Linked DNA regions of Homo sapiens: region 2 is linked to region 1. A link is an interaction called in ENCODE POLR2A ChIA-PET data of the cell type or tissue named here. Cell type or tissue: OCI-LY7. All regions are shown on one strand. Each heading gives the region's core, and the rest is flanking DNA. Links, peaks and the distances in the headings are about the cores only. Region 1 has its middle 90 kb from the start of OLIG3. Region 2 holds the start of NHEG1 (neuroblastoma highly expressed DDX5 stabilizing lncRNA 1).

Evidence for each region. Peaks named below come from ENCODE experiments on the same cell type or tissue, not always from the same donor. Only the 100,000 strongest peaks of a DNase experiment are listed, where the experiment ranks them.
Region 2: POLR2A ChIA-PET joins it to region 1 with 6 read pairs; 2 of 35 experiments call an interaction of 5 or more read pairs at or near these places.

Annotation. Positions count from the first base shown.
Region 1 is chr6:137,398,410-137,409,931 of GRCh38, forward strand. No RefSeq gene overlaps it. Among named protein-coding and RNA genes, the nearest start is that of OLIG3, 90 kb to the right of the region's middle. In OCI-LY7, for the core only: no CTCF peak of the experiment used is centred there; DNase peaks (open chromatin) are centred at 7,392 and 7,422; H3K4me3 peaks cover 618 bases; H3K27ac peaks cover 1,230 bases.
Region 2 is chr6:136,987,822-136,999,343 of GRCh38, forward strand. NHEG1 (neuroblastoma highly expressed DDX5 stabilizing lncRNA 1) reads right to left here and starts at 5,410. Exons shown (of 3, transcript NR_027994.1): 1 at 5,353-5,410; 2 at 2,233-2,539. RefSeq lists an enhancer at 2,417-3,373. In OCI-LY7, for the core only: no CTCF peak of the experiment used is centred there; no DNase peak of the experiment used is centred there.

The sequences.
Region 1 (11,522 bases), core at 4,399-9,398:
AATACTCGTGAATAAACTAACAAAAGAATGAATGAATAAAACCCTGGGCAGGTTGCTTAAGCTTCTTCAGTTTCTTCATTGGTAAAACAAGGATAAATAGCACTGACTTCATGGTGGTATCGTACAAATGAAAGAAGAAAATGGCTATAAGATCTAGAACAGTGTCTAGCACATAACAGCTGTTCAATAAATGTTTGTTTCTTTCCCACCTTCTCTCTTGATTTTTCCCACAGTGAACCTCATAGCTTAGCATGGAATGGAAGTATTCCTCCCTCACCACAGCCCAAAGTTGCTCTTGTAGTAAATATAAACCTCATTCCACAAGTTTCAGTATGCAAGGATATAACCGTAGTTTTTACAATTCAATTTAATTTTTGCTGTGAGCCTAGATTTCTGCTAGGTAACAGATTTATCTCAGTCAACTGAGGTTTTAAACTCTCCTTTTCCCCTTGGCTGTCTGTAAATTCCGAAGGACTTACAGAGTGCAAAAACTGGCAGAGGGCAGTCAGTCGCTGGTGATGTTGATGTATACTCTGACACTCAAATCAAATAACGTAAAGATTGCTATAATTTTTACATGCCAAATTACTGAAGTCTGTTATGCTAGGCCCTCTTCAAAGGGGTAAATCAGGAATTATCCTCCACACATGTTCTCTGAAGGTCAAAGTGAGAAGAAAATGGAGGGAACCTCTAAACCCCCAGGGCCTGGCTCCCCTCAAGAGTTAAACTCAGAAAAATCCTCCCGACAGCCCACAGCACAAGGTCAAAAACTGTCCCACTCAGTTGAAACCTGTAGGTCAAAGAAATGGGCAGGTTGTGCATAAACTAAGAAACATGCATATATGATGGGTGGCCTAAGAGTCTCTGGATCATAACAAACTGGGTCCTCAGACAAAGCCATCATGGCCTTTTCCAGGTCATATGACCCTGCCCCTTTCTAAAAGAAGTGATACCACCTTCCTGGACTTACTTGGGACACTAGAGTGACCCAGGTTTGTGCCCTGGTAAGTACTACAAATGGAATCCTGGTGCCAAGAGTACATAGGTGAGCATTTGTCTTCTAATTTGTCCCAGCAGATAAAACTAAGATGAAAATTATAAAAAATGGAAGACAAAATACATTGGTTTACAGTCAATTCAGATGCAATCTGTTAGTATAAATAATGGCTACAATGTGGTGGAAAAGCCATCTGTCACTTTAAGGCAAAAATGCAGTTACTTTTAAGAAAAGAAGCTCAGGAAGAGTAAATTTATCCCAAGGCTCTTGAGCTTGGAATGCATTTGAAGAAAAGTGGATGAGTTTTTCTCACCCAGAAAATAAATCACGTTGTCATGATTCCAGGTTTTCACTTTGTTTTGTTTTTTATATCACGCAGCATCGTTCTGTTTAGGGCTTACATCCTGGTGATTTTTCTGGTTCCACCAGGATATTTGAGCAAGTATCATTTTTAGTGAGGCAGCATATGGCAAGGCACTTAGTTTGCTGTTGTGCACCTATGCATATGTGTGTTTGCTATACGTAATACACACGCGCGCACGCACACACTCATCTCTTCAGTTCTAAATCCAAACCTTCTTTGTAAATTAAGTGAGCCTAGAGAGTTGGAAACACAACAGCAGCAAAAGGCTGGGGCTGGCAGCCACTGCTAAAAGCTGCGTATGACACAAAACTGGATTATAATGTCATTCACTAAATGACAGATCATTTAGTGTCTTGGAAGAGACTGTTTTCACACTGCTGAAGCTCTCACAGGGGAATTCCATGTGGGCTCCTTATTGTCAGAGCTATTTTTCACCCAATTTGTTTCCAAATGATGTCTAACCTGAGGTCTCCCCACTGAGAGAGGTTTAAGCCATGATTAATGAGGAGTGCTTGGCCAGGCCCACCTGGGAAATGGCCCATCTGCAAACTCAGGTAAGACGCAGAGGCCTACAAGGCATCAGCTTGTGAACGGCAGGCAGCTTCCTGCAGCTCGAGGCTCCCACACTGCAAAGGCAAGGTGTTCAGAATTAGCAGGATAATGTTTCAGGAGGCGCTGGAGACGTGTCGCTCCTGCTGTTTTTTCCCTGAGATGTTCATGGGCGAGGTGCTCTCCATCTTGGTATTAAAAGATATATTTTCTGTTCCTCAAGCTTATTTACTCTCTTCAAAGCTTTCACACATATGTGTGGCAAAACAAGCAAATAGACTTACACATGTACACAGAGACTTGGCTTTGTCTCAAAGGACGAGATCACTGAGCAAGCAGGAATTAGATTTATAACACCATGGTCTGTTTTGACTTTGTACATGAACCTATATGATCATTTTTATTTCCAGTGCCTAAACTGCTGTTTGTTATATTCAAATGTATCCATATTTCCATGCATAAAATGTATGTTAAAATAAATTCTCTTTTCTGTAAATTAAATGTTGGAAATATTGGAATACACTTTTTTAAATACCAGGTCAGTGAGTAGTATAGGTCTTCTAATAATTTGAAATCTTTGGAAATGGATAGCCTTTCACTAAAGGAATAGAACATTTAAAATAAGCAGAATAGAATGCCACATTTGTTCCAAGATAAAATTATATAAGCACAAATTGGATAAGGAATTCCATGTTCTTTTAAAATACCTAGCTGGAAAACAAAAACAAAAACAAAAACAAACAAACAAACAAAAAAACGAGGAAATAGGTCATTCTTCATAGCAAAGTCCATTCCTTCCCTTATTCAAGATGCACATTCTAGGCTTTCTCTCTAGGCTGCCATTAACGATGACATCCCACAATTCCGTCTGTCAGGACTAAAACCTAACAGATCCAACTGTCTCCAAATAAAACAGATTGTTTGCTGGGAACATTTATGACCCATAAAGAGTGAGAGTTTATCCTGGCGAAACATTTCTTCTTGTAAACAACCAACATTCCCTGAATCTCACCAGCTGACTTTGAATCCATCCATTTCTCACTTGGCATTTGGCTTCATCCGAAGCTTCTTTGATGGCATTTTGTTCCCAACTGTTGTGCAAAAGATGCTTTCCATTGAATTGCTTCTGTATCCAGACACCAAAATGATCCCACACTTTCTTTAACTACTCTGTTGCCAGCAACATGTTTACCATGATTTAGATGTCTATTATACGCATGAATGACTTGTCTACTTAATTTCATCAAAAAATGAACCCTCATAAGTGGCACAGATGCTGGTATGATGGTAATCAAATTAGTTTTTGGACAGGTTTATGGCCACTTGCTGTCAGTTAAGCTCTCTTTGGCTATCTTCACTCCTAATACAGTTTTGATGGTGATTAATGGCTCCATTAATACACAGTTTGTGTTATGATAGACCTAATATTATAGTCTTGTTTGCTGACCACAGATGACAATACACTTGGTAAGATTCAGGTCCGCAAAGTATTAGCTGTACATCTAGTGTTAGATTTTTACTTCCTTGGTCCTAGTGTATGTATATTTAGACCCAACCACAGTGAACACTCTATTTGTGCCAAAACTTTGTTTTAAGTTAAAGTTCCTTTCATGATCCCTTTCTTTGTTACAGGAATGTTGTTGCCTTAAATTATTCTTGTTAATGCTATGTTTCATTCACAGTCTTTTCAGTCCTAGTCTTATTTGCTTCCACCTCTAAATTCTTGAAATCTTTGCTGTATACAAAGTTTTTCTGTTTTTTTCTTAAATTTTTCATTTATTTGACTGCTTGAATAATTTTCAAAAAAAATCTCTAATTATATCTTCTTATAATCCTTGTCTTTATTTTTTTCTTCCAAATGGTGCACATCATTCCATTCATGGCTATTCTATCCTATTTCTTAGACTTCTCTGGGAGTAAATTTTTAATTGAAATCTCTTGTGAGCAGCACACATTTATTTGCGTTCATTCAACAGGGCTGCTAAAAGGATGAGAACAAAATGGGAGCCTTGTAGGCTAAACTATGGTAAACACATTTGGATTGTTTACACAGCTTTTTTTATGTTTAAACAAACACGGTTTTTTTTAATAATGAAATTGAGTTTCCTCCTGCACATATTTGATTTTTATGTTCATCTGTGCACTTGCCTAAACTCCACCCACTTACTGCTATGCAAATACAGATTATGCAAATTTTTGTTTTGAATTGGGTGAGCTGAGCAGATGCCCATTTTAGCATAAACAGTTCAGAAAAAAAGGTTTGAATAGACAAGCACTATTGTAAAAATACCTAAATGGACATAAAGATGAATGTTTGTTTTCACACAAACAAAAATGTTAAAGACATCTTTTCACTCTTATGAGAAAAATCTAAGGTCATTTTCTAATAAGGGTAAATGCTGAAATTCAATTCCTCATTTAATAGCAAGACTCCAGACTAGACCCAATCTACTGTGGTGGATCTTTGAACCTATTAATTTATTGTAATCCTCCCTTCACTTAAGTCAATATGATCCCAGCTGTCTAGTAAATTATCTTTATCTAAGGCTGGCATCTCTGCTGACTGGTTTTTCTTTTATTTTCTTGGATTTTTTTTTTATTTTTAGTTGTTACCACATAAATTTACTAATACATAAATGGTTTTATCTGTGTGTGTTGTTAACACAACCCCATAAAAAGGGAAGCTTTACAAAAAGCTTAGCAAAACTTAAGGCATGCAGGAGAAACCTAAATGAAAGGGAGTTTAAAATCTGATTCTTACATACAGTTACCATTTTTCCTCGAAATTTTTAAGGAAGGCATCTGATTAAGTTGTGTCTTTGCCATCTGCTGAGCAATCTCTCTGAGAAGCAGTGCTGATTCAATATTGTGAGCGTTGCAGCCTCAAGAGTTGGTTAGAGGATTATGAGTGACTTAACAGTCAGCCGCAGTGCATCAGAAAGAAGCATCTCAGCATACTATGGCAAACTTTACTTACTATATACTATGAATCATGACGTTTTCCTTTTTTTCTAATTTGTTAAGGTTATTAACAAGTTCCTGAAAAATTCTGGAAGATTGGTGCCTTTGGCACTTTCCTGATTTGGATGGCGCATTTGGATGCCTCTGTGACAATGGGCCTGTATCTCTTGTATATCCATGTACAGTAGTGGACCACAGTAGATGCTCAGTGAGTGTTTTGGGGTAATTCTCCAAAGGATATTTGAATATCAGAAAACACATTTGATGCACAAGGTAAAGTCTCCAGCGGGTGGAGGTCCAGGGTCCACGTCACTAACAGCAGCGACTGTTGCCATGCCAAAGATCCCTCAGGCTGTTAATATCATAGAATAGGGTGTGACACGGTCCTTGCTCATGGTCACTCAAGAGCCTCTAAGACTTTCATGACTGCTTCAGGTGGTCGATCTGGTTTGGGTACATCTTCTAGTGCCCTATTGGTCTGGAGCCAAAAGTTCTTCTCCAGGGTGACCTGGCCCTGGTTTAAGAACTTGGTCATTTATCAAGCGGAACCTATTCTGGTTTCCTGAGGATCCTTACAAATACATCTTCAGTCTCATGTTCATTCAGTCATTTAGTCATCCATTTAACTAATAACCAAGCATTAGGCACTGTGCTATGGACTGGGGATTTAAAAAGGAACAGGGCACAGTTTCTGTCCTACCAGGATTCCGTGCTGGGAGGAAACTTAACAAGCAAGCAAATATTGTAATGGGGTCAATGTTGTACCGGAGTTGTGTGCCAGGTGCTAGGGGAAGGGAAAAACAAATAAATTCAACTCTCTTTGGCAGACAAGGTACTTTTCCTGGGGGAGGTACCTTTGGGTGGAGAGTGAGTAGGGTAGGAGTTCTCCAAGTAAGAAAGGCAAAAAAGGATATTCCATTCCTCAGCACTCCTTTCCCCTAAACAAACTTGAAGATCTGAATTCATTCAGTCAAACAGTTGGAGATTCTGGGGAAGTGAGGGACTTGATCCAATATTAACATGTGTTCTTTACGTTGCACGATATGGTCAAAACCCACTTTTTATAGACTGCTCTTGCCTGCATCTATCTCTCTGGCCTGCCTGGGGAGTATAAGCTGATGATGCTTCACAAGCTGAGAGCAATGCTGCAAAGTGAACCAGGGAAGTGCTTGCTTACAGGCTTGCTGCCATACCATGAACCAGGTAACAACTCAAGGATGGGAACTGTGGCTTCAGTGTCTCACTTACCCTACAAATCCCTTTACTATGCCTTAATAGGAACTCGCTGATTTGACTAAGAGTTCCCAATGCTTCACGATTAGAATAAGCCTATTAAAACAACTGAACAATAGTTTACTAAATGATATCTTAGTGGCCTGAAATTGATAATGCATTTTCCAGTTTTGTTTCTCTTAAATTATACAGAAGGCATAATTAAAGTAGACCCAGTGAGAATAAATTGAAAACTGAAGTGAAAAATTTCTTTTCATTTTAGAAGCCCATTTATTTAAAGTACTATGGTTACAAGTAAGAGGTCTAATAACCTAGGGAAAAAATCATGCTAGAAGAGTTAGTAGGTTGTGAATCAGTGGGTTATGAAGAAACTGCTGCTTCCTTTTTAAATAAAGGGATAAATGCCATAACTTATAATATATGTGATTAACTCCGTATGTTTCATCAAAAGATACAATCATCAGGGTTAAAATAATATACCACATTTTCATCTCACCTGGACATCAAATTGAATTCTTCTTTTCTATTTTATTTTTCTGAGATGGAGTTTCACTCTTGTCCCCCAGGCTGTAGTGCAGTGGCGCAATCTCTGCTCACTGCAACCTCCGCCTCCCAGGTTCAAGCCATTCTCCTACCTCAGCCTCCCAAGTAACTGGGATTAGAGGCATGCACCACCATGCCCAGCTAATTTTTTTTTTTTTTTGTATTTTTAGTAGAGACTGGTCTCACCATGTTGGCCAGGCTGGTCTCAAACTCCTGACCTCAGGTGATCTGCCTGCCTCGGTCTCCTGAATTCTTCTTAAAATCTGTAGTGCAGTAGAACAATCTGTCAAGATGTCATAAAAATTGACTTTAGACCAATTATTCTAAGGAAAGTTGGGCAAGAGTCAGTACCAATCAAGAATGAGAAAACCTTGCCATCTTCTGATACATTCACTGGTTCCAAACACTCTAATGAGATAGCTACACTATGAAATATTAAGGGACTGCCACTGTTGTAATCTGATGTCTCACTTAAGCTAAGGCAACGGTGAATAATGGATTAAATAATGGACTCTCATGCATTGTGCCTTTAATGATCTAATCCAATATTTACCACTGCCTTAGCTTAAGTGAGACATCAGATTAATCTCTAACAGTGGCAGTTCCTCAACACTTTATAGTGTAGCTACCTCAGTGAGGTTTTTGGAATCAGTGAATAGCTGTGCCTGCAGGTGGTATGCAAATGTGATAAAGCTAATCTAATAATAACCTGAAAAATAAACCAACTCAGCAAGACTCCTAGGATTTCCTTGAAGAATAATCAGCAACCATCTTAAAGATGGGTGTCTAGCCTACAGGAACATAAAGGTGGCAAAGGGGTTCTCTGGCCCCTAAGAGAAGCAAATAGCATCTTGCAATCTCTCAAGCACACAAGAAAGGCTTTGTGATGACAGAGCAAATATGACACTATCATGGCCTAAGATTAGAGGACAAAAAAGAGGAAATTTCCCTTATCAACAAGGAAGTGGAGAGTTCATGAGAAGCTAAAGCCTCTAAGAGGTGATGTTTCCTTTAGTTCTTCATACTTGTGGTAGTTCACCCACACCTGTGACCACCCAGTAAGGAAATCTAAGTGAAAGTAACTGGAGTAAGATAAATTTTTTTAAAACTTTTATTTTAGGTTTGGGGGTACATGTGAAGGTTTGTTATGCAGGTACACTCATGTCATGGGAGTTTGTTGTACAGATTATTTCATCACCCAGATATTAAGCCTGGTACCCAATAGTTATTTTTTCTCCTCCTCTCCCTCCTCCCACCCCCCATCCTCAAGTAGACCCCAGTGTCTGTAGTTCCTTTCTTTGTGTTCATGAGTTCTCATCAATTAGCTCCCACTTATAAGTGAGAACATGCTGTATTTGATTTTTTGTTCCTGAATTAGTTTGCTAAGGATAATGGCCTGCAGCTCCATCCACGTTCCCACAGAAGACATGATCTCATTCTTTTTTTGAGCTGCATAGTATTCCATCATGTACATATACCACATTTTCTTTATTCAATCCATCATTTACGGGCATTTAGGTTGATTCCATGTCTTTGCTACTGTGAACAGTATTGCAATGAATATTCGCATTTATGGTAGAATGATTTATATTCCTCTGGGTATATACCCAGTAATGGGATTGCTGGATCAAATGGTAGTTCTGCTTTTAGCTCTTTGAGGAATTGCCATACTGCTTTTCACAATGGTTGAACTAATTTACACTCCTGCCAACATTGTATAAGTGTTCCCTTTTCTCTGCAACCTCAGAAGCATCTGTTATTTTTTGACTTTTTAGTAATAGCCATTGTGACTGGTTTGAGATTGCGGTTTTGATTTGCATTTCTCATTGTGGTTTTGATTGGCATTTCTCTAATGATCAGTGATATTGAGCTTTTTTTCATATGATTGTTAGCCACATGTATGTCTTCTTTTGAGAAGTGTCTGTTCATGTCCTTTGCCCATTTTTTAATGGGGTTGTTTTTCTCTTGAAAATTTGTTTAAGTTCCTTATGGATGCTGGGTATTGGACCTTTGTCAGATGCATAGTAGGCAAATATTTTCTCCCATTCTGTATGTTATCTGTTCACTTTGTTGATAGCTTCTTTTGCTGAGCAGAAGCTCTTAAGTTTAATTAAACCTTATTTGTCAATTTTTTGCTTTTGTTGCTATTGCTTTTGGTGTCTTTGTCATGAAATCTTTGCTCATTCATATGTCCAGGATGGTATTGCCTAGGTTATCTTCCAGGGTTTTTATAGTTTGGGGTTTTACATTTAAGTCTTTAATCCATCATGAGTTGATTTTTGTATATGGTGTGAAGAAGGGGCCCAACCTCAATCTTCTGCATATGGCTAGCCAGTTATCTCAGCACCATCTATTGAATAGAGCCTTTTCCCCATTGCTTGTTTTTGTCAGCTTTGTCAAAGAGCAGACGGTTATAGGTGTGTGGCCTTCTTTCTGGGCTCTCTATTCTGTTCCATTGGTCTATGTGTCTGTTTTTGTACCATGCTCTTTTGGTTACTATAGCCCTGTAGTATAGTTTGAAGTCAGGTACCTTGATGACTTCAGCTTTGTTCTTTTTGCTAAGGATTGCCTTGGCTGTTTGGGCTCTTTTTTGGTTTCGTATCAATTTTAAAATAGCCTTTTCTAGTTCTGTGAAGAATATTGTTGGTAGTTTGATAGGAATAGCCCTTGAATCTGTAGATTGCTTTGGGCAGTATGATCATTTTAATAATATTGATTCTTTCTATCAATGAGCATGGGCTGTTTTTCCAATTGTTTGTTTCTTCTCTGATTTCTTTGAGTAGTGTTTTGTAACTCTCATTGTAGAGATCTTTCACCTCCCTGGTTAGCTGTATTCCTAGGTAATTTATTCTTTCTGTGGCAGTTGTAAAGGGGGTTGCCTTCCTGATTTGGTTCTTGTCTCGGCTGTTGTTGTTGTATAGGAACTAGTAATTTTTGCACATTGATTTTGAATCTGAAACTTTGCTGAAGTTGTTTATCAGCTGGAGGAGCATTTGAGTCAAGGCTATGGGATTTTCTAGACACAGAATCATGTTGTCTGCAAACAGGGTTAATTTAACTTCCTCTCTTTCTGTTTGGATGCCCTTTCTTTCTCTTGCCTGGAGTAAGATAAATGTTTAATTCATTATAACTTATATCAATACTCCTTCCTTGATGATGGAATAGTCCTGTCATGCTTACCACCACTCTATTTTAAAGACATCAGGATCATTATCTTTCCCAGAAGAATGATAGAGGACTGAACATAGTCACCTCAAAATAATCATACTCTTGTATCAAGGGCAGCAGCTCAACCCATCTAAGAGTCTGCTTCCAAATCCCAAGACATGGCACATGGTACAGGCACAAGCTTTATTATTCATGGGTACCTAGGGTATTGCAGAGAAATAACTCTAGTATCTTGACAGTTGGAAAGGATCTAGAATAAAAAGCAGCAAGAGTTGTTCAATTAAAAGATGCATGGATTCTAATTCACACAGTTCTTTTTTTTATTATTATACTTTAAGTTCTAGGGTACATGTGCACAACGTGCAGGTTTGTTACATACGTATACATGTGCCATGTTGGTGTGCTGCACCCGTTAACTCTTCATTTACATTAGGTATATCGCTTAATGCTATCCCTCCCCCCTCCCCCCACCCCATGACAGTCCCCAGTGTGTGATGTTCCCCACCCTGTGTCCAAGTGTTCTCATTGTTCAATTCCTACCTATGAGTGTGAACATGCGGTGTTTGGTTTTCTGTCCTTGTGATAGTTTGCTCAGAATGATGATTTCCAGCTTCATCCATGTCCCTACAAAGGACATGAACTCATCCTTTTTTATGGCTGCATAGTATTCCGTGGTGTATATGTGCCACATTTTCTTAATCCAGTCTATCACTGATGGACATTTGGGTTGGTTCCAAGTCTTTGCTATTGTGAATAGTGCCACAATACACATATGTGTGCATGTGTCTTTATAGCAGCATGATTTATAATCCTTTGGGTATATACCCAGTAATGGGATGGCTGGGTCACTTAAGGCCAGAGAGCAACCAAAACTAGGTTGTTTCTGCCAATTAGCATCCCATGTAGGTAGATAGCAGTGGATCTGCTTTGGAGTTGGCAAGTCCTGTGTCTTAATCCTTAGTTCTCTGCCCTTCTCTCTATATCTTGCCTATCATCTTCCAAACAGCTCTACTCTTTCACCAGCAGGGCCCTCTATATTCCTCTACCTACCAAATCCCTTCCACCATTCAGGACCCAATTGAAACCTCACCTATTCTGTGAAGATTTCCTTGGCCTCTCTCACTAGACCTCTCACCTTTCAGAACTCATGACATGTTGTTTCTGTGCTACCATTTGATGCTTATCATACAACCTTTGACCATTTTTATGATTTATGGTTTCTAGAGTGCTTTATGTTTTGTGCTTATTCTTCTCAACAATATGGTGAATTTTTTGAGGTCGAGACTAAATCTACTGTATCTTTTTTCCATGAGCAATGATTATCTCTTGCCACAGAACTTCCACCCTAGGCAAAGTTCAAACTACATGTTGATTGGCATTTTCTATGGCCACATGTGTATAGTTCAACTTCCAAAAGCATTTAATAACATTAGTAGGTTGGTCTCTGGCAGCTTTTAAGGAAATTTGGCAGCCCAAGGAGATTGATGCAGAGCCTAAGACTGTTCCTTCGATGATGTGCCAATTGTGTCAGAATTGATGTTCTATTTAATTCATTCTCTGTCACCAAAAATTACTTCTGGGCTATGGATTAGATTCAGTTTTATTAAATCTGTTTTACAAAGCCTGGCTCTAGGATACGACAAGGGAGCTGGAAGCTGGAAGCTGGAAGCTGGTATTGAACTCCTCCAGGAAAGTTCCTGGACTCTC
Region 2 (11,522 bases), core at 4,634-9,633, 410 kb before region 1:
CAGGATACAGAAATTAAGGACTCAGTGTCTGCCCTAAAAGGCTTCTAATCTAGCAGAAAGGGTGACAAATAAAAAGGCAATTACAATATAATGTGGAGAATGATTAAGTGCCTGATTCGGCTTAAATCAGAAGATAAGCTAAAATGCATTTCAAGTATTTCAGGTAAGACATCTGAAACCCCAAATTAAGATCGGGGTAGTGGGGATGCAGAAATGTGTAAGACTTGGAAGATGATGGAGGTAGAATTTGTACTGCAGGATGATGGATTGAGGTGAAGGGCGAGGGAGAAAAAAGAGTCCAGGATGTCACTCAGATTTCTGGCTGTTGTAAAGAAAGAGTTAGAGGCTCCAGTCTCTCCAGAGGGCATCACCTCATTACAGCTGACATTTTAAATGAAGACTTGGGAATCACTGACAAAAGGTCAGAGAAGTACGAAATCCATTTAGTAGCGACTTTCTCTGCTGGCGAAGAAAACACCTCCTCTTAAATGACTGGTATATGGAGGAGGTTTTGTAAGTTCCTTGAGGGCAGGGCACCCAACATTTATCCTTACGTCCCCAGTGCTCCAATACAGTAGATGCTTAGTAACAACGTCTTTATTGGATTTATAGAAACCAATTTAGATAATCTTGACCTTTTCTAGTCATCTCCCTTTAAGGTGTAAGATAAAACTGTGGAAATTTATAGAATAGTCTTTAGTCCTTGAGCAGATAACGGTTGGCTCTAGACATATTTCTCTTTCAAAAAGAATTTTTCTTAGGAGAATTGAAAATTCTACGTTGTTGTCTTATTGAATCAGATCTTAAGACCCTGACAAGCAACCTTTCCATCTCTTCAGGTTTTCAGCTGCTTCGAGAGTAGCAGACACCAATTAGCTTCCTGACTGGCTCTGGGGTGTGGAGAGAGGCAAGTTGTGGCACCTCAGGGCACCGGAGCAGCCCTCTGTCCCCACAGGCACTCGGCATGCTGACAGGTCTGGAAAAGGACTGTCATACCCTAAAGAAAAGGAGGACTCATTCGGCTGACCTTAGGGAGTAAAATGTCCCCTGAAACCTTTTGGACCCCTAGAAGGTTCCTCAGGGGCTTCTGCTGGAAAAAAGCTGAAGAGGCAACTTGTAAACAGTTAAGTCAAGATGCACTTAAAAAGAAAATCTCAGAACTAGGTCAGAATTGGACAGGGGGAAAGAACCATCTGGATGTGTTATGAAGCTTTTCAGAAACTGTTTTCATGATTTTTATCACCGACATCTATTGGAGTAATGTTATTTTTTTATTTGAATATTTAATTTTCAAAGTTAAAACCTGAGAAATAGAAGCATTTTATCTTTCACAAATAGCTGTGAGTCATGGTTTATATGTCTTGAGTTTTTCTCAGCTTTAAAATCTCAGTTGGCTGTGAAGTGGGGGAGAAAAACAAAATAATGAAATTGCACAAGGAAAACCAACTTCCAAAAACACTCCCAACAATGTTCCTTCTTGCATATGAAAGATACATTATTATATCAGATTGCCAAATTTGTGAGCTTGAATAGCAGATGTTCTCATTACAAAATCTCTGATTAAGATGAACACGGTGCTGCAGGGGATGGGTGCTAGAACTAAAACTAAACTGGGCAGTGGGTCTTCTGGGTGGAGATTTATGTCCCTTGGCTGGAGGAGACAAGGTTGTGTGTGTGAAAATTCTTTTGAATTTTCCTGAAGCAGCTGTGATTTTCTGCAAGCCTGAACTCGAGGTAAGCTGTTTCCATTTCAGCCACCTCTTTATGGGGAGGTCACTCTGGAAGCATTCATCTGGTATGGGGGCCAACACTCCCGGATGTGGGAGGAGCCCGTCTGGAGGGATGGGCTTCTCATCACCTCTCCCTGGACTTGCTGCCTCCAACCAGGGGCCATGGTGACTATGAAGGGACGCAGTCAGTCCAAAGCCACCCCGGGAAAGATGTGGCCCGCAGCCTGGCAGGCTGAGGACGTGTAGGGGGCTGCACCAGGCGCAGCGAGTAACCCTACTCCGTTTCTGAACGCACGCGGGGGCGCTGCCAATGTAAGGCTCCCTGTTAGGAACGGGTCCTAGCCCTCAGCGGAGGGTCACAAAGAAATGAGACTTTCCTGGCAAGACTGTGGAATCAGATCGAGCCATTTTTAACTGTAAATGTCTGGCTTTGCCTGCAGCATTTCAAGGAAGACTTGACTGCTGTGCGTTGCCGCCCTCCGCCCCGCTCCCCTGCACTTACCCACCCACCTCGCCTGCGCTGATCCGCAGACGCGCGCGGGGAAAGGCACGCGCGATGCTTTCCCACTCGCTCAGCGGGCGCCGCTCACTGGAAACTCGCTCCGGATTCCGAACCCGAGAGCAGAGCAGAGGGAAGCCCCTTTGCTGAGCAGCTCCTTAGTGGAGGGCAATGAACGCGCTGAAATCCCAGAGCCTTCTCTGTCAAAGACATGCCAAGTTTGTGCATTCTCAGATCAGTTCTGGGCTTTCCTGAAATTTTACTGGGGGTCCCAAAATTTAATTCGGAGGCGTTGCCTTCCATTCTTCCCCTGAAAATAGAGATATGACACAGAAATATTTGTTTACTAGCTCCCTCTCCCATCAGATATGTAGGGTCTTTATAAAATCCTTGTAAACTTTGAAACTTTAATAATTTTTATTCTACATACCATGGGCCTCAAATAGTATTTAAAAGGCAAACTTGAAGGTTGAGACATTTGCTTATACGATTGCACATTTGTATTTCGGATTCTATACAAACAAAAACGGCTTCCATAAGTGAGCATCTGTTTTCTATCTAACAGTATTAAAATATTTTAAAAATTCACACACCACTTGCAACTACCGAGTTTCCTCTGGTTCTTTTAAACAATTAAAATTAAATCATAATGGTTCACAGGTTGTATGAGCTCCCTTTTCTGTGGCTGGGTTGAAGAGCTTTCCTTACCGACACTAGTCTTATTGTTCCTTAATTTCAGCTAGGTAGATATCTCATGGGATTATTCATCTTCAGCTGTACTCAACTGGTTTTACTTCCTCGGTTCAAATGCATTTTGAATGTTTCCATCTGAACTTACATGCTGTGCCTGTCCTTAATAACACTGTTGGAAAGATATTGTTCATTGAATTCTCACCATTCCATCCTAATTACTTTCTCTTTGAGGCTTTGGTCTTTAAAATACAATAGCCTAGAGGCCTCTCTGATCCTGAGGGTGGTGCCAGTAACAGAGTAAATGTGCTCATAATAGAATTTCCACATTTTTCTTTTAAAAATACTTTTAAAATGTCACAAGTAATATATATCCATTATGAAAACCGAAAACAGGTAAGCAGAAATAAAAACTATGCACTTATATGTACATATTTATAAATATGAATATATAAAAATGTATACATATTTATAAATATGAATATATAAAAATGTATACATATTTATAAAAATATGATACATTCCATTTTAAAAACATTTTTCTGCTAAATAAAGTATGAATACTCTCCTTTATTCTAATGGCTACTTAATTTTGCCCATACAGATGTAATAAAATCAATTCAATTAATTCTTTATTGTTGGAGATGCAAATTACTGAAAAATTTTTGCAATTGGAAATACAGCAATGAACATCTTATATTCTTGTGCATTTGCCCAATTATTTTTATAAGATAAATTTTCTGGGACCCAATTTCATTTTGACCAGAGCTTTTACTTATGGCTTCAACCTGCTGCCTTCAATGGGAGCTGATTTTGCTGATACAGAAGATAGTATTGCCTCTACTGGGTTCTTCATATTAGTTCCTCTGACTCGAGTCTTCATTCTAGTTACAATCTCTCTGAAAATTTCTCACTTTGGGTTTTCTATTCCTTTACTAGAGACTATATGGAGCTTGGCCAAAGTGGCCTTTATGATTTCCACATTTCCCCTTATCTTTCAACATCCTTCCTCTGCCTTCTCTTTAAATGCTCACAAATCTAGGCAGAATTCTATTCTTGACTACCCTTCTTTGTAGTCTATGCTCTCCCTTAGCTAGTTTGTCCTCTGATTCTATTTATGAGAATGATTCATCCTTAAGAGCTATCCTTTCCCCCATTTTTTTGATGTGTATTCCCATATATTCCTTGGCATCTTCCCATGATAATAGTGCAAGTATCTTAAAGTTAGTATTCCCCAGACTCAATGCTTTATTCCAAACTCCCAGCAAAACAAAAACAAATAAAAATAAAAAACAAAACCAACCCCACCTCCCAAACAAAAGAACTCATTTTCTTCTTTCATATTCTCTCTTCAAAAGTTGAAGGTGCCCACTGAGCCACCATCAAAGGGTCATTCAGATTTAGATTGAATAGACATTTATTAACTGTATCAAGTCATATCGGTTTCCTGCTTAAAACTCTCTAGTGGCTCCCCATTGCCATTAAAGTGTGACTCAAACTCCTTACAGGAACCATCAGGCTTCTGTGATCTGGCCTCTGTCTGCCTCCTGCCCAGATCTTCTCCCAGGCTCCTCCTGCCTCTCTATGATCAGCTGCCTGCTTTCTGACCTTCTCTTCAAAGTACAAGTGCATGTGCATCTCAGAGACTGAGCACTTGCTCTTCCTTTGGCCAGAACCGCGTTTTGGATAATGTATTTGGTGTTGTAACTAACAACTCATTGCCAACCCAAGATCATTTAGATTTTCTGCTATATGTTTTTCTTTTGGAAGTTTTATAGTTTTGAACTTCACATTTAGTCTGTGATCTATTTTGAGTTAATTTTTGTGAAAGGTAGGTCTTTGTCTATATTCTTTTTTTTTTTTTTTTGGCATTATCTATCCAATTGTTCCAGCACCATTTGGTGAATGCTCAACCCTTTCTCCATCGAATTGCCTTGGGCCTTTGTCAGAGATCAGTTAACTATTGTGTGGGTCTATCTTTGAGGACTAATTAATATAAATTTAAAGATTCCTTTATTGAAACATTCTATCAGCAAATATTTCATTGAGTAACTACTATATGATCAGTACTGTTTCAGGTACTGGGAACATATCTAGGAGTCAGAAAGAGATTTACGGAAATAAGTTAGCTTTTGAGTCTCATTTGTACAGTATTTCCTTTTCTGGCAACCCAAAAACTTCATTAAGGAAAAAAGAAGGAGGTAAAAAGGACTTGCTTAAGCATCATGGCCATGAAGAAGGGAGAGGGGAAGATGACATTTCTAGACTGGAACTTATTTTTTGTAAGGATGAGAACTCAGAGGTGTCAGTCTGGTGCTGACTCCTCAGGGAGGAACTTCTGGGCTCCTGTGTGTCCCATTCAAGGATGGTATATTTGTCTGTTTTTACGCTGCTGATAAAGACATACCCAAAAAGAGGTTTAATTGTACTTACAGTTCCACATGGCTGGGGAGACCTCAGAATCATGGCAGGAGGCGAAAGACACTTCTTACATGGTGGTAGCAAGAGAAAAATGAGGAGGAAGCAAAAGTGGAAACCCCTGATAAACCCATCAGATCTCAAGAGACTTATTCACTATCACGAGAATAGCACGGAAAGGACCAGCCCCCATAATTCAATTACCTCCCCCGGGTCCTTCCCACAACACATGGGAATTCTGGGAGATACAATTGAAGTTGAGATTTGAATGGGGACACAGCCAAACTATATCAGATGAGTATTACTTGGCTCCTCTTCGCTGTACACAAAGGGCATGTCTATGGCAGTATTTGAAAAATAGAGAATGAGTTGCAAGCTAGTCAATTGTGTGGAAGAAAAAGGAAAGGAAAGAAAAGTAATTTCAGGGCGGGTGCAGTGGCTCATGCCTGTAATCCCAGCACTTTGGGAGGCCGAGGCAGGCGGATCATGAGGTCAGGAGATCGAGACTAACCTGGCTAACACGGTGAAGCCCTGTCTCTACTAAAAATAGAAAACATTAGCCGGGTGTGGTGGTATTAACCTATAGTCCCAGCTACTCGGGAGGCTGAGGCAGGAGAATCGCTTGAACATGGGAGGTGGAGGTTGCAGTGAGCCGAGATCGCGCCACTGCACTGCAGCCTGGGTGACATAGTGAGACTCCGTCTCAAAAAAAAAAAAAAAAGATTTCAAATATTGTTTTTTCATATTTCATATTAGGCATTTAGAAGTGAAAGGGACCTTAGATCTCATCTATCCCAAATCCCAACCCTGTGGAGGAATCCGTCTACAAAAGCTGTAGCAGAAACCAGCCTGTACTTGAACCTTTCCAGTGACAGGAAACTCAGTACCTCGGAGCTGCCACTTAATTATAGAAGACCCTCCCTTACTCAGAACTGAACTCTGTCTTCCAGAGACTCCCAAATATGTGTCCTAATTTTATTCTCTGAAGCAACAGACATATATATCTAATGTCCTCGTTTGCAAGAAAGTCCTTTGCATATGGTTACCAGGGGTTCACTAAGTCCTGGATTCTTTCTCTCTGCACTTCCCCTTAAGTCTTGGCTTTGAGACTTTTTAAAGTTGTTTTCTGGTTGGCTAAAGCCCTTGTTAAAGGTGCTGCTCAAAATGAACACAACACTCCTGGTATTTGAGCCTAGGGTTTAGTTGATGTGGGTTGCTAACAAGAAACTTTTTTTTTGAGACAGGGTCTTGCTTTGCTGCCTAGGTTGGAATGCATTGGCGCCATCACGGCTCACTGCAGCCTTGACCCCTGGGCTCAAGCCATCCTGCTGCCTTGGCCTCTTGAGTAGCTGGGACCGCAGATACTTGTCACCACACCAAAAACATTAACACAGGTTAATGTTTTTGAATTTTAAGTAGAGACAGGGTCTTGTTAGTTGCCCAGGCTGGTCTCGAACTCCTAGGCTCAAGTGATCCTCCCGCCTCAGGCCTCCCAAAGTGCTAGGATTGCAGGCATGAGCCACTGTGCCCAGTCAAGAAACACCTTAATTATACTTAACTATAATTCTGTTTATATGAATGTCTTATCTATACTTCTGTTTATATGTTTATACTCTTTTTTTCTCCCAGAGGTTAAATGTTTAAAGTTCCTCATGATGCCTCGACTAAAGATGCTTCTACGTGAAAGTGTTGTTTCAATCTGTAATTTCACAATATTTTATTTTGGAAGCTGGTGGCAACAAGCTGGCAGGAAACATGGACCTTAGGAAAAGCAAACACATTCTATTTGCTAATGGTCACTAAGCGATTGTAACCAAGGCAAGCTTATTACAGAAAGGAACAATCAGCTGAAGTGTAAAGACAGAGCGTTTGAAAAATCCTAACCCTTCTTCCCTGCATGCTAAAATCAGCTAACAGAGATAAACTAGTAGCTGGTTCTTAAAAGAGGGATTTGTTTACACTACGTAATTTTTATCAGTGGGACAACCTGTTTGCCTGCCTGAGATCTTATTACTTATTAATGCATATTACCTGTGAATAAGAAAAAGGTGCTTGCATTTCAGAAGTTTGTGTGAATCACGTGTCCTCCTCATTTCCTACCAGAGTTCAGGTATTTGTTTATTTTGAATAATGACAGTTCTCAGTAAAGCTAAGGTTTTAAGGTCATGCCCTTCTGCATAGAACCTAATCTGTCAATGGCTCTTTCCTGTTCAGAATTTTAGACTTAGTAAAAAGTTTGCAAACTAAGAGCTTTTATAAACAGAATATGACCATTAATATACTTGTTTGTGAATTCCAAGGGAAAATGTATGACAGTTTTCATAATTTCAAATGCCTTGACCAATGTCACAAAGCTAATACTGATTATGGAACCCATGAGTATGACACTAAAATTCAGGGGCTTTGGAATTCCATTGTTGTTTTGCTTAATTAAATAGACATACATTAGGGCATGTATACTATACATGCTCAGTCTAAAGAAGAATAACCAAAGGAAAACTCTTGTTTTCATCACCATTTAAGGAGACCATTACCAATTCCAATGTGATCTCTGTCCTTGGTTCCCAAGGGGGAACCACAATCTCAAACTTGTAGTCATTTCCTTGTCTTACAACATATATATGTATTCCTAAACAATATAGTGCTTAGTTTTCTATGTTTGGGTATTTTATACAAGTGGAATTATTCTATCTGTGTTCTTTTAGAAATCAATCTTTTTGCTCAATATTATGTTTGTGAGGTTCATTCATGTTACCCTGTGAAGTTGTAGTTCATTTTCAAAGCTTTCTTCTGCTGATAAGCCTTTGTGTTCTTTTGCAGATTAAAAAAATGAATGATGCTTCTATGAACATTCTTATATGTGCATCTGGTGCTGTTTTTATTGCTGTTTTTATTGTTTTATTTATTGAGCACTTATTTTGTGTCAGGCACGGTTTTAAGTGCTTCAAATATATTGATTCATTTAAATCTGCTGCCCTCTGAGGTATGTAAAATTATCATCCTCATTTCACTGATGAGGGAGTTTGGTCCAAAGAGGTTAAGTTAAGTTGCCTGAGGTGACAAACCTAGGAAGCTACAGAAACCAAGCCTCTCAGCTTCAAGAGTCTATCCTTGCAATCAGTACACCATACTGATTCTTCTTTGGCTTATCCATCCCTCAATCAGTCAATTTGAAAAGTTCTAAGGTGTGTTTCCATTTGTCCATATATCCTTTTGTTAATCAAATGCTGGCAAATTCTTTTTAAAGCAAAAAGTCAAAAAATTTAATAGAGTTCCAATACCAATACCACACCTCCTTTTTGGGGGCTTGGGGATAATATCTCTATCATTTTTAAATTTTCCTCTCATATCAAATATCCTGATGTTTTATTTAGCATGTCAAATCAATTTCAGAATGGGAAAGAATGCACTTGCCTGAGAAGAAAGAATAATATGTAAATAATTTTAACCGTATGAGACCTTTAAGAGCAGTATCTAATTCATATGCCCCTCAAAAGTGAGTGCCAGGGACAGGCAAATGACCAATGGTATTTATCCCCATCAGTGCTCATCTGTCTCAGTGGCCTTTGCATGAAAACATAAACATGAGCCATATGTCCATCTTCTGAGTTGGTGGAAACCCTCCGAATACCACCTAATCCAGAAAATGACAGATTGAGAAATCTAAAGAGATCTGTTGGGGAGAGTAAGGGAGAAAATGCCTCATCTGCTTCCAGTTATAGCAAAGAGTCAGAGCATCAGTTCCTTGGGACAGAAGGAGCCTCCACCCATCAACACAAGCATAACAGAAAGCACCACCAAACAGCCTCACACACCAGCCCTCAGCCCCTCTCTCAAGGGAGTCTTGCATGTAGCAATGCTGAAAGAACCTTAACTCATTGGCATGAAAACCAGAAGTGAAAATCAAAGGGAAAATTTGTTAAAGATTAAAACTAGTAGGACTGAAGTTTTGCAGCCACCAAATGGGCCAAGGGGGCTGGAGGAACATCAGTCCTGCTGAGATGGTCAAAGTAATGGCCTGCATGGCCAAGGCCGCCTTCAAGCACATGTCACTGAGGACCCAAGGCTTGGGAGAAGTGGTAGTAGGAACTAAGCACAGAGAGTCTAACTCCAATAAGGGACGATACATGACCAGAGTAGTCATCCAGCCAGTTTGGAGAGGTAGTAATTTTCAGGAAATAGTGTTTTTGAGAGGTTCAGTTATCTTTAAAGGACTTACAGTATTTTTGGTTGCTGCTTGGCTAAATCTATTTTATTTTCATTTTTATTTTATTTTATTTGAGACGGACTCTTGCTCTGTCACCCCAGGTGGAGTGCAGTGGTGCCATCTTGGCTCACTGAAACCTCCACCTCCCAGGTTCAAGTGATTCTCCCGCGTCAGCCTCCTGAGCAGCTGGGATTATAGGCACATGCCACCACGCCTGGCTAATTTTTCTATTTTTAGTACAGATGGGGTTTCACCATGTCGGCCAGGCTGATCTCAAACTCCTGACCTCAAGTGATCCGCCCACCTCGGCCTCCCAAAGTGCCAGGATTACAGGCGGGAGCCACCATACCTGGCCTAAAACTGTTTTAAAGCATTATGTTTGGAAAAAATAATTCCCAATCTGTTGTTTCAAATGTTCTAGCTTGACTAAGATTGGTGCATTATAAACTTAATCTGTAGTTAAAATCAGATAGTTACATATTTTTGAGTGAAAGGAGCAAGTTATAAAATAATCCAATATAATCCCCACTTTTGGCAAAAATATTTACATACATGCAATGAAAATGTCCGGAAAGTCCTACACCAAGGTTTATGAACTGAGGCGCTATTGGCATTTTGGGCTGGATAACTCTTTGTTATGGTAGGATGTTTAGCAGTATTTATTCCTGGCTTTGGCCCCCTACATGCCAGCAGCACCCTCCTCCTGAGTGGTGACGATCAAAAATTTTCTAGACATTGCCACATATCCCCTGGGGGACAAAAATTCTCCCAGTTGAGAATCATTTCTCTATTCAAATATGTTTATGGTGGTTAAATCTGGGTGACAGTATTATAGGTAATTTTTCTTTCTTCCCCTATTTATTTCTAGTTATTCTACAATGAATAGGTATACATATATCTTAATATATGTCTTCTATAATAAAAATAAAAGCTATTGTTAAAATACCCATAACCATAGCACTATTTATTTTAAAAATTATAGGTACATGCTTTTGAGCAAAATCTTTGAAAAATATCTGTAGATAGGTTTATGGAAGACACAATGTGGGGAATTAAAAAGGAAAAGTTCTTCTAAGATAATTTAGCAAAAATTAATCTGCAAGATGTGGGGGTGGTAATGTGTGGGCCAGAAATAACTTGATTAATGACCCAGGGGTACCCATCCATGACAACCAATCCTCTGTTTAATGTTCTCATTAGATTTACCAAGCTGGCGGTCTTGTGCTCTGGGCTGTACAAATAGTTTTTCTCTGCACTGATTTCCTTCCAGTTGGGCTCGGCATGGGCAGGCACCAAATCTTTCCCATGTTATGGGCTCCAGTGACAAGTTCACTTCCCTCACTTCCTTCTTGAGAGGAAGACATGGCACTATGTTTCACTTACTTTGTAGAGGTGGTATTTTCGTTCACCAGTTGTTTAGGATTTATGGGGTGTGGAAATGGAGCTGCTAATAGATGTTTTTTATTTCTATTAGATAAGGAAAACTTAACTAATGTTCAAGTGGTATATAAAATCCTGGGAATGACCAGGGATAAGATGAACAGCATAGTTGTCCCTTGGTATTCACTGGGGATTGGTTCCAGGACCCCTGAGGATACCAAAATCCACGGATGCTCAAGTCCATGGTATAAAATGGTGTAGATAACCTACACACATTCTCCTGTATACTTTCCATCATCTCTAGATTGCTTGTAATGCCCAATAGGCCTAGACATCACTTCATTTAAGTGCATTCAGTGTAGTACTCAGTGCAATGCAAATTCAAGGTTCACTTTTTGGAACTTTGTGGATTTTTTTTTTTTTAATGAATGTTTGATTTGCTATTGGTTGAATCCATGGATGCTGAACCCACAGATACAGAGGACCAACTATACTTGTCGGACTCTGAAACTTCAACTTCTCAGCTCCACTTGAACCTCAGGCACAGAGATGGAATCTGAAGCGGACCAAAGGGTGGCTTCTTGGAGATGGTGAGGCG